Regions from separate parts of the Homo sapiens genome. Here region 2 is linked to region 1. Evidence: chromatin loops called from intact Hi-C (ENCODE). Cell type or tissue: heart left ventricle. All regions are shown on one strand.

Region 1 (8,000 bases):
AGAGGGCGTTACCAAGAGGAGCTTCTAGGAACTGAGTCAGTCATTGAGTTGCTGCAGGCATGCATTCTTGCCATGTGGACCCTGGATTCTTTCTCATTCTTTCTGGGCTAAAGGTTGGCTTCCAAGTTCCTTTCCACTAGTGCGCCCTCCTGGCGGCTCTTTACAGCCAACTTCACACAAAGGAGGTTTAAACAGCATCTGGCAAGTCTCCCTGGAATTCACAACCAGCTTGCTCCACCCCAAAAATCTACCAAATACTTCAGACAGAACTCAGAGTGGAGGCCCTGCATTTAAAAATGGATCTCTTTTCCTGAGGCATCCACACCTCCTTCTTTTTAGAAAGCACAAGCTCATATTGAAACAGCCATCCCAGAAAAATGTGTGGAGGGGAAAAACAAAACAAAGCAGAACAAACTACAAAACAACAACCACAAAAATATTTGGAGGTCTCCCTGTCCTTGTGTTCCAGAAAGTTCGATATATGGGGATTGCAGTGGGAAGAGCAGTTGCCAGCATTGTGGAGAGACTTCTAGAGACACAGGGGACTTGAGAGTGGGAAATGGCAAGAAAAGTGCCCTGAGCCCCGGCCCAACTTGGCTCTTAAAGAGAACCCCACCATTCATTAACTGGCCCTAAAACCTGCTAAGTGAAAAAGTAAAATAAATGAGCTCATTAAATCCGGAAGGAGGGAAGACCTGGAGGCTTAACCAAGGAAATTCCCAACACCCACTTAGAAAAACAAGGGGGTTTTAGGCTCAGTTAGATTCATGGCCAGGAGTGGGGGCTGGCCCCCAAACAAGGAGGTTGAGTCATGCTGAACCACCATGCAGAGCTCGGCCATTTCCAGCTCTGCAAACAGGAGCCTGGATAGGGAGCTGCTGCTGCTTGTAGTGTGGCGGGGATGGTCAGTGTGGTTTACCAACTCAAGTGGTCCACATCCTTAGTCAAACTCATGGGGAAATCAGTTGAGAAATATAGTGGGAAGTTCCAGGAGCATGCAAAGTTCTTGAGAGAATTATGACTTCAACCCAGACTGCGGTAACTGCCTGTAACAAATACAGCCTGAGATTCGGCTTAATAAAGACTGTTCATCATGTACCATCCATTCCTCCCCGATTTATCACTCACTTCCTGAGGACCATCTATGTGCTGGCGCCATGCTAGATGCTGCCCTTTCAGGCCTAACTTGTTAGTATTGCTCCCATCGACCAGTCCAAGTTCCTATTCATGGTCCCTGCTTCACCCATGACCATAGCCCTCTTTGGTTGTGGGGTTCTGCAGATTCCCTTCAGATCTCCTTGTTCTTGAATGAGTGGAACTCTGATGATTCCTGGCATCTGCTCTCGTCTTGGGTAAAAGATTCCCCTCCAGGTGTGGCAGCCCCAGGCCTACACAAACAATGACTGTACCTAGAATAATACCTGCTGTACTGATGCATGGGCAAGAACAATGGGAATGCTGAGGAGAGAGTGCCTAACCCCATGTGTGTGTTTGCTGGGAGGCATCAGGGGAAGAAAGCCTTGTCCAGAAAAGGTGGCTTGTCAGACTTTCTGCAGGGGGATCAGCGTGAGAGGATGAAGGCACGGAAATGTCACGAGGACAGCCAGATGAACAAGAAACCCACCCACTGCCAAGGAAAACATATGGTCAGGTTTACTCTGTGCCCTTTGCTCCTACCCACTGATTCTCTTTCCCCAGGGGCTGCACGTCAGATCCATTTTCATGACTGACATATTCAAAGTTATCATTTGTCGAAACTTGAAATCTCACAAGGAAATCTCCTATCTGGTGAGATCCATTCCCAACTACCTTCTCTTTGCCTTCCTCTTCCAACATGGACACCATTCTCAGAGGCAACATTTAATTGTGAGAAGAGAATGAGTTTTAGAGTCTCAAGATCTTGAATCCCAGCTCGGCTAATAACTAGCTGTGTGACATTGGACTAGTTACTTAACCTCTCTGAGCCACGTTTTCCTCGTGTGTAAAATAGGTATAATAATATTTTCCAAATGGTGTGGTCATGAGGATTAGAAATAACAGATATAAAGTGCTCCTCAAAATGCTTTGCATATAGCTTATGTCCAAGGACGGCAGATCATGTTATCTGATTGTGAGCTGGATTGTCTCACCCTAAGAACCCTCTGCTCCCTTCAGTGACTGGCTGCTACTCAGCGAAGGAGGGATGTGGCTTAGTGCCTGTCATGACAGCTGGGACTCTCTGTGACTTCCATCTCTGATGCAAAAACACTGGGTTCTCCACTCTGCATCTCCATGGAGTTTACCCTTTGCTCTTAGAAGCTTTAAAAACTAATTGTCATGCATGAACAAGCTCTTGGAATCCAAAGTCACTTCCTTAACAGTCAGAAAGGTCAGCCTCCTACACGGCTTTCAAATGTGCTCCCAGAGGTCTACTCTGAAGGTCAGGGCTACCGACTGTTCTAGATTTCAAAGCATGTTAGACACATTGTTACTCTCTCTAAGGCAAGTGACTTACAAGAGGGGTGCTTGCAAAAGATTTAAAAATTAAATCTGTAGTCCCCTTTCCTGGTAAGAATAGCGCCAGCTTCTTTGGCTTGTAGACCAGAGGGAAAACCAGCCTGGCTTCCATGAGGGGTGCTAACCTGGGGGAGAGGAGAAGGGGCGGGGAGGAGGTCGAGCACCCTGGGATCCCCTAAGAGGTCACTGACGGTATTTTTCTCAGACGTCTAGATGGATAGCAAGTAGCTCTGTTGTCCAGGAAGGGGAGGGGGTAACAGGACCCTTTGTGTTTTGAGTTGAAAACAAAGGATCCCTGGGATTCATGGGAGCCTGCGCTGCCCTGGGGCTCCTGGGACGAGCTGGCACCTGGAAGGCGGCTGTGAAAGAAAACTGGCGGCAGAACTCAGCTGAGCTGCAACCTCGTGAGCTCAAGTGGGGGGTCACCCCTGGCTGAGGTTACCACTGAGGGAATGGGGTCATCCTCCCTAGAGAACCTCGGCGGCTGTGCGGGGATACGGACAAAAGCCGCTTTGTGGAAGACTGTGGGACCGTCCAACGGCGCCACCGTGTGGCGGCGCCGGGCAGCGGCAGACAGCGCATCCCGGTTCTCACACACACCTGGACCTTCTAAGACAGGTGAGTCTCGAGGAGATGCTGGTTTTCTGATCACTACTTGCTATGCAATTTGGAAAAATGAGAGAGATTTGCTCACATTTTCACTCCAAGTGTGTGGAGCAGCTGAATTTAGTCCCAGGCAGTAGTAGCCCCACGCTAAAAATTGATGACTTAAAGACAATTCAAATAGAATGAAATAAAGACTGCTTGAACATTAGGGATGTCCAGGCCCTGGGATGTTTCCAGGCTCCTGATTCAAAGAACAAGTGTCGTGTGAGCAAATGAGTGAACGAGGAAAGGAGTGAGTGAATTGAGACTTTCTGAATTGCCATCGGGAACCCTGTTAGGGTTTTCATTCCCACTGCAGATCTGTTAGACAGGACTTTCCCTGCCTCCACCAAGGCACAGGTATGTTCGAGTGTGAGACGGCTCAAAATATGTACAATTCACAAAAAAATTTCCAGGAACAGCTTAAACAATACTTGAACACTGTCCCCTACTTGAGAACATAGAAGGATCTGTATAAGCATCCATAGAGGAGGGAAGGGAGGGGAGCTGTGAGAGGTTCTTTGGAGTGCACTGTTGCCAAGTCCCCACTTCCCTTTGGAGGAGTGTGGAGGGAATGCCTCCTTCACTCAAGCCTAGTGAGGGGGCTTCCTTGGGAGCAGTAAGCGGCCTTGCACTGTGTTCCCACAGGCTGGGGACACAGAAAATGCGTGTCTGACTCACATTGAGATGACTGAGAGAGTCTGTGCAACGGGATAGACAATACTTCTCTGGAACTGGGCTGCACTCCCAGAATTCTTCAGAACAGGGGTGTGTGTTTCCCAGACCACGAAGAGGTGGGAAAGCCAGATGGTGCAGTTGCAAGACCTGCCTAAGAGCACAGCCTGGGGAGTTGAGGGGCCCCCAACAGTGAGATTCAGTGCTGAATGGGCCATCATTGAATCAGGGGTTTAGGAGTAGAGGAAGAAGACATCCAGAAGGCTGAACGCACTGCCCACATCACAGAGCTGTGGTCAGAGGCACCGGCAGGGAGCCTCTAAAGAGCCCAGGAATGCACCACTGGAGAAGAAGCCAGCTTCAGATATCGGCCTTGCAAGCAGGCTCCATCAGACACAGGTCCCCACTGCAAGAGACCCTGCCCTTGTTCCCTAATGACCTTGCCTCCAGCCTCATTGCCAACCTTCTTTAGCAAGTTTGGGGAACATGAGCTGAGAACGAGATAAGCTGACCATTGTGTCTTCTCAGAAAGCAGGGTTTTCCATGCCTTCTCTCCAGCTGGAAGGAGGGGACGAGACTGAATGGTAATTTAGGTTCCCAATTAAGAGACAGGGTCCTGTTCTGTCACCGAGTGGTGTAATCATAGCTCACTAAAGCCTTGAACTCTTGGGCTCAAAGGATTCTTCCACGTCAGCCTCTCCAGTAGCTAGCACTACAAGTGCATGCCACTGCGCCTGACTAAATTATTATTACTTTGCAGAAAGGGGTTTCATCATCTTGCCCAGGCTGGTCTCAAACTCCTGGACTCAAGCAATCCTCCCACGTTGACCTCCCAGAGTGCTGGAATTACAGGTTCAGCCAGGTTCTGAGTTCTTACTATTACACAAACTAGTCTTTTATAGACTATTTGCAACTAAGTAACTGCAATATTGTTACAACCTGATTGTGAGCAGAAAAGCCAAGAGTCCAGGGCAAATACATTTTGAAAGGACAGTAGGAGGCCAAAACTAAAGATGGGTTTTGATTAGGACACACTTGCGTTTGTTCAACATTCAGGTTGTGGTATGTACAACAAATCTTTATCTGGAATTTTGTCTGTGCTGAGGCTTTGAAGGACAGAAGAGGAGAAGGAGAAGATAGATCCCCTACTTTACCACCACCGTCCTCCAACCATCTCCCACCACCATCCTCCAACCATCTCCCACCACCATCCTCCAGTCATCTCCCACCACCATCCTCCAACCATCTCCCACCACCATCCTCCATCATCTCCCACCATCACCCTCCAACCATCCCCCACCACCATCCTCCAACCATCTCCTACCACCATCCTCCAACCATCTCCCACCACCATCCTCCATCATCTCCCACCATCACCCTCCAACCATCTCCCACCATCTCCCACCACCATCCTCCAACCATCTCCCACCACCATCCTCCATCATCTCCCACCATCACCCTCCAACCATCTCCCACCATCACCCTCCAACCATCTCCCACCACCATCCTCCAACCATTTCCCACCACCATCCTCCATCATCTCCCACCATCACCCTCCAACCATCTCCCACCATCACCCTCCAACCATCTCCCACCACCATCCTTCAACCATCTCCCACCACCATCCTCCAACCATCTCCCACTACCACCCTCCAATAATCTCCAACCACCATCCTCCATCATGTCCCACCATCACCCTCCAACCATCTCCCATCACCATCCTCCAACCATCTCCCACCACCATCCTCCAACCATCTCCCACCACCATCCTCCAACCATCTTCGTGGTACCAGCCCCTCTCCAGTGCCTCATGTCTCCCCTCTGCTCACAGCCTGCCCTGCCTCTGTAGCCTCTCTAGCATCCATTCCTCTCTGACTTAGCTCCTTCATCCTCCCTACTGCTGCTGGGACAGATCAATCAGTAATCACCATCATCTGAAGTCCGTCTTCCCTCCCACCTCTCATCCTGTCCCTGCACAGAGTTGGGACCCTGCCATTATCTTCATGTTACAGGTGAGGGAGACCGGATCTTCTACCCAGGGTGGGCAATGACTTATGAATGCCGATTAGTGGTGTCAGAACTACAAAGGGTGTCTCTGGCTTGGGGTATATTCACTTAACAGAACACATTCCATTATTAAATCTTCTCTATCAATTGTTCTACTTCTCAACTGTTCACATTTCTTCAGTTATCAACCGTAGCCCTCGCATTTCTAACTCAGCACAGTGGGACGGGGTCCTACCCTGCACAGCTGAGGCATGACTTGCAGTTTAGAGATGAGGCCGCGGAGAAGGGGAGAGAATGAAGTGCCTTTCTGAAGCTCCTCCAGACCTACAAAGGCTCTTCTGCTCCTGTGTTCCATGTCCTAGTGAATGGTCACACTCTTACACCCAAGGGCCCAAGCCAGAACCCTGAGAGCTGTCATAGCTGCTGCCTCTGTCTCTTACCCCTCACATCATCAGCATCCTTGGATTCCCTCCCTTCCTCTTAGTTTCTGCTGCTTCTGCCTCAGCTCAGACCTCACCACTTTAACAAATACAGTAGCTCCCAAATGTTCTCCCTATATCAAATCTGCTCCCCTCACCCATCTGGCTCCCCATTCCAAGGAGTGTCCTTCCTAAGCATTCACTCAATATGCATTGACTGAGCAATCCTATCTGTTGGGCACTACGTGTATCAATGTCTAGTCGAGATGCAGGGGCCATGCCAGGGAGTTCAACAGAGGAAACTGAATACAAAGAACTAGTTACAATGGTGTAGGGAGAGCTGAAAAGCCAAGCAGGAGACAATGAGGCCAGAATTGGCAACAGCAGAAGCCCATTAACATCCCCAATGCTAAAGGGACAAAAGGAGGAAGATGGTGTTGTCAGAGCTGGAAGCAGTGGCCACTTGGCAGGAGCTTGAGCCTTGGAGACAGGGGTTGTCCAGTAGGAGCTGGAGCCTTAGAGGAGATGCCGTCATTGTCAGTGGTGCCTCTCGAAGCAGAGCAAAGGGGAGAGAAATACTCTGACCTTTCCCTTCCTCCCACCAGCACCTCCCATTGGCCAAACCCAGCAGGAAGCCAACCTGCAAGTGATCCTGGGAAATGTAGCTTGCAAGGGTGAGCCTCTGTGACGCAGAGCAGAGAAGCTGCGGGGATCTGAAAGCAAACATGGTCTTTCCAGGACATGCTCTGTGCTGGGAACTGGGGCGGAAAAAATCAAACTGGACAATCACAGCCCAAAGACACCCATAAGCTATACCAATAGTTCCAGTGCAGTGTGGTAAGGGATTAGGGATCTATGTGGTGCTGGGAAGGGCCTGCGGGGGGGGGGGGGGGGGGGGCAGATAAATAAAGATTCTCGGAGGGGGTGACATCTGAGCTGAAATGCAAAGGATGAATCAGTTAACCAGATGAAAATGAGAGTGGGTTTGGGAAGGCCATTTTAGGGTAGAGGATGCTTGAAGACAAGGGACAGAGAAAGATCACGACTTCTCCACAAGGAATCCTTTGGTGGCTCCTCATTGTGTATAGGAGAAAATCTAAGACCCTCTCCAGGTAGTAGAAGGCCCTGCTGTCTCCAGCCTCAGCTCCACCTCCAGTCTACCCCTGAGACTCTAGGCGCCCTATACTTCTGTCTGTGGACATAGTGCTCACTATTTCTTGTCGGTGCCTTTGCACAAGCATTTCTCACTTGTTCCCTGGTAAAGCTCAGCTCAAATGTCAACTACTCTGTGAACTTTTCTGATGTCCCTAAGTGAAGTTATGATCCTCTAAGACCTTTGTACATTGCACTTACACATGTATTTATGGATTTGTTTCTACAGCCGACTGCTTCCAAGGACCTATAAATAAGGTCCTTGAGGGAATGCCTTCATGTTTACCCTATGTATCCTTCATGCCTGCAAAGCACATGGCACAAAGTGGCACTCAGAAAATTGGAAGAGGGTGGAGAAAGGAGGAAGACAGGCAAGAAGCAGCCAAGGTATGTTGATTTCAAGGTCATACCACTGCAACTTTTGAAAATATTCATGTTTATGTTGGAACACAGAGAACTTTTCGAAGTTGTATTAAGATGTAAACACACCACACTTTTGTGAATATAAATTTCATCTTCGATGTAAATATTCTATGGTTTCCTTCAAGGTTATATTGCATTTCACAATCTACCCACATAGCATGACGAACTCGCCCTCAGGGAGAT
Region 2 (8,000 bases), 150 kb before region 1:
TATCATTTTTATGGTGAGATATTTCAAATTTAGTCTTAGTTACTTTGAAATATACATTATTATGGATTATAGTCACTCTGCTGTGCAATTGGTCTCAAAACCTATTCCTCCTGTCTATCTGAAACGGTGCACCCTTTGATCAACAACTCCCATTCCTTCCCTATTCACCAGCACCCACCCCACAGCCTCTGATAACCACTGTTCTACTCTCAATTTCTAAGACTTCAACTCTTTCAGGTTCCACATTTAAGTGAGATCATGTGGTATTTGTCCTTCTGTACCTGACTTATATTTCACTTAGCATAGTGTCCTCCAAATTCATCCATGTTGTTACAAATGACAGGATGTCCCTTCCTTTTTTAGGGCTGAATAGTATTCCACTATGTATAGACACCACATTTTCTTAATCCATTCATCTACTGATGGACACTTAGATTGTTTCCTTCTCTAAGCTATTGCGAATAGTGCTGCAATGAATATGAGAGTGCAGGTATCCCTTTAATATATTGATTTGAGTTCCCTTAGATATATGCAAAGAAGTGGGATTGCGGGTTCATATGGTAGTTCTATTTTTAGTTTTTAGAGGAAACTTGAATACCTTTTTCATAACAGTTGTATTAGTTTACATTCCCATTAATAATGTATAAGAGTTCTCTTTTCTCTCTATCCTCACCAACACTTATCTTTCATCTTTTTGATAATAGCTATTATAACAGGCATGAAGTGATAACTCTTTGTGGTTTTAATTTGAATTTCCTCAATGATCAGTAATGCTAAGCATTTTTCCCCAGAAATGACAAATATCTGGGATATCCAACAAGCTTATTTTATTCCTCATGAAAATTTACTATATTTATCTAATCCCTGATTCCACTAGGGCTAAATGTCATAAATATCTCATTTATTCAGGACTTCACTTCCCCCATTAATACAAGAAAAAGAGAGAGCTATACTATCATATATTTATTAATTCATTCACATGTTTGAATATCTTCACATTTATTAATTTATACAACAACTATTAATACGGTTTTATTTCCTTCAGTGCCAGGAAAGCAAGGTGAGTAAAACAGAATAGTGGTTAAGGAGATACAGTCACATAAGGGAAGCAGACTTTCCAATAAATATCTCTACACTGGAGGCAGATACATATTCAGAAATGGCACTGTGGAAAGAGTGAAGGGCAGCAGTGGGACAGGACACTGCTTGGAGAAAGTGGCACGTGGGTTTCAAGGGGTGGGAAGTTGTTTGGCATGCTTCTAAGCAAGGAAGAGCTGTCTAGAGTGAGGGACACAAACAATGCAAGGGCATTAGACCATACAGTGGATTTGGGAGAACTCAAAGGAGTCTCATACTGTGCAGAGGGGGCCGAAGAGGTAACCAGGAGCAAGGCAACAAGTTAAGACTTTGTCCTGAAGGGGATGAACAACAGGATGGAGTGAGAGAATTGAATAGCAATGAGGGCAAAGTTGAGAAGATAAATTTAGAAGGGAAAAATGATAATACCTGGTAACTAACTGGGCATGGGATTGAAAGACGAGATCAGGATGCAGCTCATATTTATGGTTTGGGATCACAAGTGCATGGTGAAGCGATGGGGTCAAAGAACAAGAATGAAAACGGAGGAACAAGGAGTGAGGTGGGGATGAGAAATATTGAATTCAAGAGGGAAGTTGTTTCCTCTATCAAGAAAGCAAAATAAATCAGTGAGGAGGCCTGTCACTGGAATAAAAATTTTGTTTTGTCAGCATAGCAATGTCCTGCATATCTTTTTTTTTTCTCTTCTGGTTTATGTAGAAGAAATGAAGGAATTCTGGAGGATTTTCAGAAGACTGGGAAATGAGTTTTTCTCATCTGAAATACTTGGAGGCAGCCAAAGTGAGATAGAGGGGAAGCCACTGCTGATGAGTGGCCCACAGGCTGAAGGAAAACTGCTGAAAGGCTGATGGTGCCGTGCTCCAAGGGATGATTAAAAAACTTAGCAATCTAATTACCATCTGTGTGTGAGGCTCAGTTTGAGATAAGTGCAAAAACATTTCAGGAACAGTGAGAAAGGCAAAGGTCCCTTTAACTATGAGATTTGCTCTCAGTCACAAAGGCTTGGTGTAACATTAAGAGTCCTGTTTTAATAGAATTCTATTTTTTATTTGAAAAATGAGAAAAATAGGCTTATACATGCCTTACTGCCCCTGGAATAAGCAAAAAGACAAGAACAGAAATTCTGATAAACTGAGAGGTTAAGTTTGTTTTATTTTAAAGCTTGATTTTACAAAGCAGAATTTAGGATTTAAAAGGAAATATCATTACATGTATATACATAAAATTTACTTTGTAGTAGAAGTTCTCTTAATCAGCCTCAGCTAATCAGCAGATAAGCCAATATTCTGATCCTCTCTGTAAGAATCCTGACCCATGCTGCAGCTGTTTGTTTGCTCTATAGAACACCCTGGCCCTTGGCACCTCCCCCCCACCGCCCCCGTTGAGCTGTGTACTTAATTACCGAGAATATTTGTTCCTCATTCAACTCTACTGTTATTTTATATGCACTGTACTTAAATATTCCACAATCTGAACAATGTGATTGCAAAAAGAGTCGAATGCTTTAGAAAGACTTAATAAAGACAAATTACTTTTAAAAAATGAATTAGGTTGAGTGAGACAGCTATAAATGACCAAAAGGAAAAGTAAACATCTAGATGGAATATATATTCAGATTTTTTTTTTTTTTGCAAACAACTTTTGGTTCTCGTTCTACTTCATAGAAATGAAAACTGGAAATCACAGATAATGTATTCTAAGTATGACCTAAGCAATAAAGACCATGTAGAACTCCAGTCATAGGACCTAAGTTGCAAAACCCGTATTTTTATATTAAAGATTTTCATGTGAATATGTTTATATTTTAACAAAATGTTTTATTATTTTACACAAAGGTGTGCACTTTATGTCATTCACCTTAGCCAACATTTGGATTACCTGTCCACCTTGACAGGTAATCTACAGATGAGAGAATATCTGCTCAACTACTTTGTCCATCCACTCATATAGCATCAATTATCATCAAAATACTGATGTCTCCAAAATCTGTATCTCTAGGACAGATTGCTCTTCTAATTTAAGATAGACTGCATATTGGATCTCCCCACTCCCAACCTGCATCTCCTTATGCATTTCTTGTCTCTAGGGGCCCAATATCACCCACATGTAAGCTTCATCTCTGATTTCCTCTTCACCCACCATTGCCACTGCAGCATCTGATCAATTCCTGAGGGGTGTGTGTAAGCAAGGGGGAATGTGGATTCTTATTTGTTAAGAACCCTTCACGTCTATGTAGTTCTATTTAGCCACACTGCCACTGTCCTATTTCCAGCCATTGTCAACTCTCTCCTGGAATCCTGCAACAAGCTCCTAATTGATTTCTCTGCTTCAACCTTCTTCCAATTCAAATATTTTAATTAAAATTGTGGTTGCCTCCTTTGAATGGGTCAACTTCTCTTCTGTTCCCACCAGCTTCTCACTTACAGATCTACCTGTTCCCTGGAGACTTTGAAGATTTTGACCCTTTGTGTCAGAATAAAGTCTAGACCTAGCATAAAACTTAGTCAGTGTGTATCCAGCTCACCTCTCCAGCATAGTTTCTACTGCATCCCGTTATTCTAGTTACTCTGAATAGAAAATGGTCATAATATACCCTGCTTTTTCCTATCTTCCAACCCGTGAACATTCATTTCCCCTGCATGGCCAACACCTGATTTATGGATTTAAAAACACGGCAAAGGAGAGCAAGCTATAGAAAGGTAGAAAGGCTACAAACTTTCTCCTCAGACAAGGCATTAGAATGGCAACCCCGCATTAGGAAGCCACAGAAATTAGCACCTATCTGTGCAGAACCCATGCATAGCCTGAATCTACCATTGAATTTGCTTTAGAATAAACTTCTCCATTAGGTAACCAAGTTAAGGGCACTATAACCTTGCCTGCTGGCTTTGCATCAGTTTTTCACATCACTGCAATGAAAAAGCTGACAACGGTCTGGTGTTGTGTGGGTCATCAACATGATGTGTCATGGCAACACTTATCCAACCGACTGCTTTGTCAAAAGTTACAGGAAAACAGAGAAGAGGCAGATACTTGGTGACAACTCGTCCTAGGGCAAGATAAGATGTATTACAAAGTCACTTTAAAATATTGAAGATGTAAATTACCTTTTTTTCAATATAGAATGTAAAAACTAGTTTTCTTCGTTCTAAGTATGGGCAGCAGTTGTGTATCTGCCCAGTAGAGGGAGGTCTCTCACCTGCTTACAAAAATAGCATTCAATACATAGTCATGCTCAAATGTGCAGGAAAAAAAAAAGATTTCAAAAACTTGAAAAAGGTTTGAAATAAAATCATGCCAAGGATTATTGGCATGATAATGGGATGCAGAAGAAACTAGTGGAGAGGTGAGCTGGGTACACATTGAATAGATTGTATGCTGAGTCTAGACTTTATCCTGACATAAAGGGTTATAATCTTAAAAGCCTACAGGGAAGAGGTAGATCTGTAAGTGATTGAAACAGCTGGCAGGAACAAAAGAGAAGTTGACCCACCCCAAGGACGGTTATTGGTGACTTGAAATCTGACTAAGATAACAAACAGAAAAGGAAAATAGATCATAGTAATACTCTTGGAGATTATTACGAAGTTCTCTTTGGTCCAGACTGCCTGACTTATAGAAAGATGTTAATATATGGCCCAGTCTGAGCATGGAAAGTCTAGTGAAAAACTCAGGCTCTCCATCCTGAGCAGTTAAGCTAGTGAGATATAGAAGATGTCTACCTTCAAAGATGGAGGTGGTTGATCACATTATTTTGCTATAGAATACATCCTGTGAATAAACATTTTGAGTGATAACAAGTGATCCAGTGAATAAAGATTTTGACTGATAACATCTCAACTAGAACCCAGGATTCTGAACCTACACAACCTACAGAACCCCACATTCAATATGAAGAACAGGCCAAGCAAACACAGGCTCTTTTCTGCTCCAGTCATGTGACTTCTTTAACATGGTCTCCTGATAATTAGGCTGACTTCAGGGAGTTCCAAACCAAAGTTTAGAACAAAACAAGGCAGTGGCTTTCCTAGTTCTTTCCCCCAAAAGATAAAACTCTAATCCAACCATTAGGTGCCATGCTTCTCTGATGACAAATAAAGGTGAGCCAAACAAACAGTAAGCCCATGGAAAACACACCTTCAAAATAGCAGGGAAATCACTGCTCCCTAAACATGGGGCAGAGCTTGTCCAAGCCACTAGGTGCCACCGCACAGCAGCACAAATGGACTTTTCATAGTCTTATTTAAAGAAAGTGTTTCAGAACTGAACCAAAAATTGGATAGGGTCTAACACATGAAATGAAAACTACAAATAAAAGTAGTAATATTGCCAAATGCCTATATGGTACTTGCTATGCCCTAGGCTCTATTCTGAGAGCTTCTCTCATACTGACTCATTTGCTCTTCAGCATCCCTGTGGTACTGTTATTTCCATCTTCATGTTACAGTTGAAGAAACTGAGTCACAAAATAGTTATTTTGCTAGTAAATGATAGGGTCAAGATTGGAACGCAAGTGTCTGCTTCCTGAGTCCTTGATTCTGGATGGCTAAGCCAGGAGAGATCCAGAATTGTGACATTTCTCTAAATAAGTGCATCTTTCATTTAAATGTCTACAAAATGTAGTATTGTCTCAACCAGAAAACTGTCCTCCAACTCGACTCTTACAGTTACATATAAATTACATTTATTAGCAATGTAGTATATTTAGTAAAGTTTGATGTAGTAAAGTAGGAGAGGCTAGGTCCTGTGAAAGTTTTAAAGTAGCTCTGAAGCCAGGTCCTCAGAGCTGCAAGAGCTTTGTTGGAGAACCTGAGAAGAAGGTCCTGGAGAGCCACAGGAGTGAACTCACTGCTCAGACTCAGGGCCTCCGTGCAAGCACCATCTCTTGCTCCATAGGCCAATAACATTCTTGCTGACCACCCTAGACCAAGGGTTGGCAAACTATTTCTGCAAAGGTCCAGCAAGCTTTGCAGACCATTCCGGCTCTATGGCAATCACTCAACTCTGTCATTGTAGTGCTAAAGCATGTACAGCTAATACATAAATGGATAGGCATGACTATGTTCCAAGAAAACTTTATTTATGAACATTGAAGTTTGAGTTTCATATAATTTTCATGTATTAGAAAATATTATTCTTCTTTTGATTTGTTTCAACCATTTAATTTGATTTTTGATATGTTACAAAAATTTTGATCTGTTACAAAACTATTCTCAGCTCATGGGCTGTACAAAGACAGGCAGGCATGATTTGGCTCTGGGGCCATGGTGCGCCTACCTTTGTCCTTCATGGAAATCAGGAAGGAGGAGGTGACAGATGGGGAGGAAGAAGCCTGAGCGCCACCTACAGGCCAGAAAATCTAATGTTACTCCCAGGATAACCATTTTGGAAAGTCAAATCATTTCTGTGGTTCCCAACCGTGGAAATACAACAGAATTATCCAGGGTGCTTGTTAGAAATACAAATTTTTAGGCTCCACTGCCAGAAATTCTGATTCAGTCATGTGGTTAGGTGAGGAATCTATTATTTTTAAAGCAGCTCATTGATTTAGGCAAGAGGTCTTCAAAATGTGGTTTGCACTCTGGGGAAGTATAGATATAGCCACTAAAGTATGGAAAGAAAATAGTAGAACTGCTTTCTATATAATTATTTGTCAATAAAAAGCAAGAAGAAAATGAAGTTTTATAAATACTTCTCACATAAGTTGACACTGGCTCCTTCACTGGGTCTGTGTGTCAGTGGTCATTGATCACAAACAATACATGAGGAAATTCTACAATGTGGAGGAACTGGTAGAGGCACCTTCACTCCTGTTTCCTGTCAGTGTACTACATAAGAAAAAAGGCCAGGACCAAGAATGACTGAGACAATTCTGAAGAAGAAAAAAGGAGATTTATCTACCAGATCTCAAAACTCATCATAAAGCTATGTTAATTAAGATTGTAGTAATGGTGCAGGGATAGACAAATAGGTCAGTGGAATAAAATAATCATGTAAAAGATGATGGACTACTCAATCCATGATACTGGGGAAACTGGTTACCTCTAAATGAGAAATGAATGTAGATCCCTAATTCACTTCATCAATAAAAATGAATTATAGGATAAATAAAGTATGAAGAATACAAATATTAAACTTTCAGAAGAAAATATCTTTTTGGTTTCAGAATAAGGTAAGATTCTTAAATAAGACATAAAAAGCATGAATTGTAAGGGGAAGGACTGATAAATCTGACTCCTCTAAAAGAAAAACGTATTTATGTTAAACAAGAAGCATCACAAACGTAATTAAAATTCAAGCCATGAAGCAGGAGATTTACAAAGTATATAACCAATAAAAGATTGTAGCTAGAATTTGTAAAGAATTACCACAAATCACTAGAAACAAACAAAAATACGCAGTAGGGGGAAAAGGAAAACAATAGGAATGGGTAACTCATAGAAGAGGAACTTACAGCTAAAAAGCCAATAAATACAGGGAAAGATGTTTAATATCATTAATATCAGGGAAATGTGATTTCAAATAACAAGATACCAAGTCATATACCAGATTGTGACTAGATTAAAATAGCTGATAATATCATGTGTTGTCAAAGATTGGGAGATAAGGGAACCCTCCTATGCAGATGCTGAGAGTGTAAGCTGGTATAACAATTTCAGACAGAAATTTAGCAATACTTGTTAAAGTTGAAGAGGCACAAACCTACAGCCTCAAATTCAACTTCTGGAAATATACCCTAGATAAATTCTCATACATGTTCCAAAAGAAGATATATAGAAGAATTTTTCGTAGCAGCACTGTTTGTAACAGAAAAAAAATAGTTAAACATAAACGTGCATGAAAGGGAGAATGAATAAACTGTGGTCTATTAGAAAGGACTTTTTAAACTGAGTGAATCAGAG

Evidence for each region. Peaks named below come from ENCODE experiments on the same cell type or tissue, not always from the same donor. Only the 100,000 strongest peaks of a DNase experiment are listed, where the experiment ranks them.
Region 2: a loop joins it to region 1, with 13 times the contacts of the local background. A loop is called at or near these places in 77 of 110 quality-filtered maps.

The regions. Positions count from the first base shown.
Region 1 is chr2:75,606,228-75,614,227 of GRCh38, forward strand. LOC124906026 (a long non-coding RNA gene) reads left to right here and starts at 2,437. Exons shown (of 3, transcript XR_007087115.1): 1 at 2,437-3,114; 2 at 7,624-7,781. In heart left ventricle, CTCF peaks have their summits at 3,047 (motif pointing left) and 3,255; a DNase peak (open chromatin) is centred at 2,964; H3K4me3 peaks cover 248 bases; H3K27me3 peaks cover 3,316 bases.
Region 2 is chr2:75,460,471-75,468,470 of GRCh38, forward strand. No RefSeq gene overlaps it. Among named protein-coding and RNA genes, the nearest start is that of EVA1A-AS, 60 kb to the right of the region's middle. In heart left ventricle, CTCF peaks have their summits at 4,279 (motif pointing right), 5,301 (motif pointing right) and 6,448 (motif pointing left); no DNase peak of the experiment used is centred here; H3K27me3 peaks cover 2,199 bases.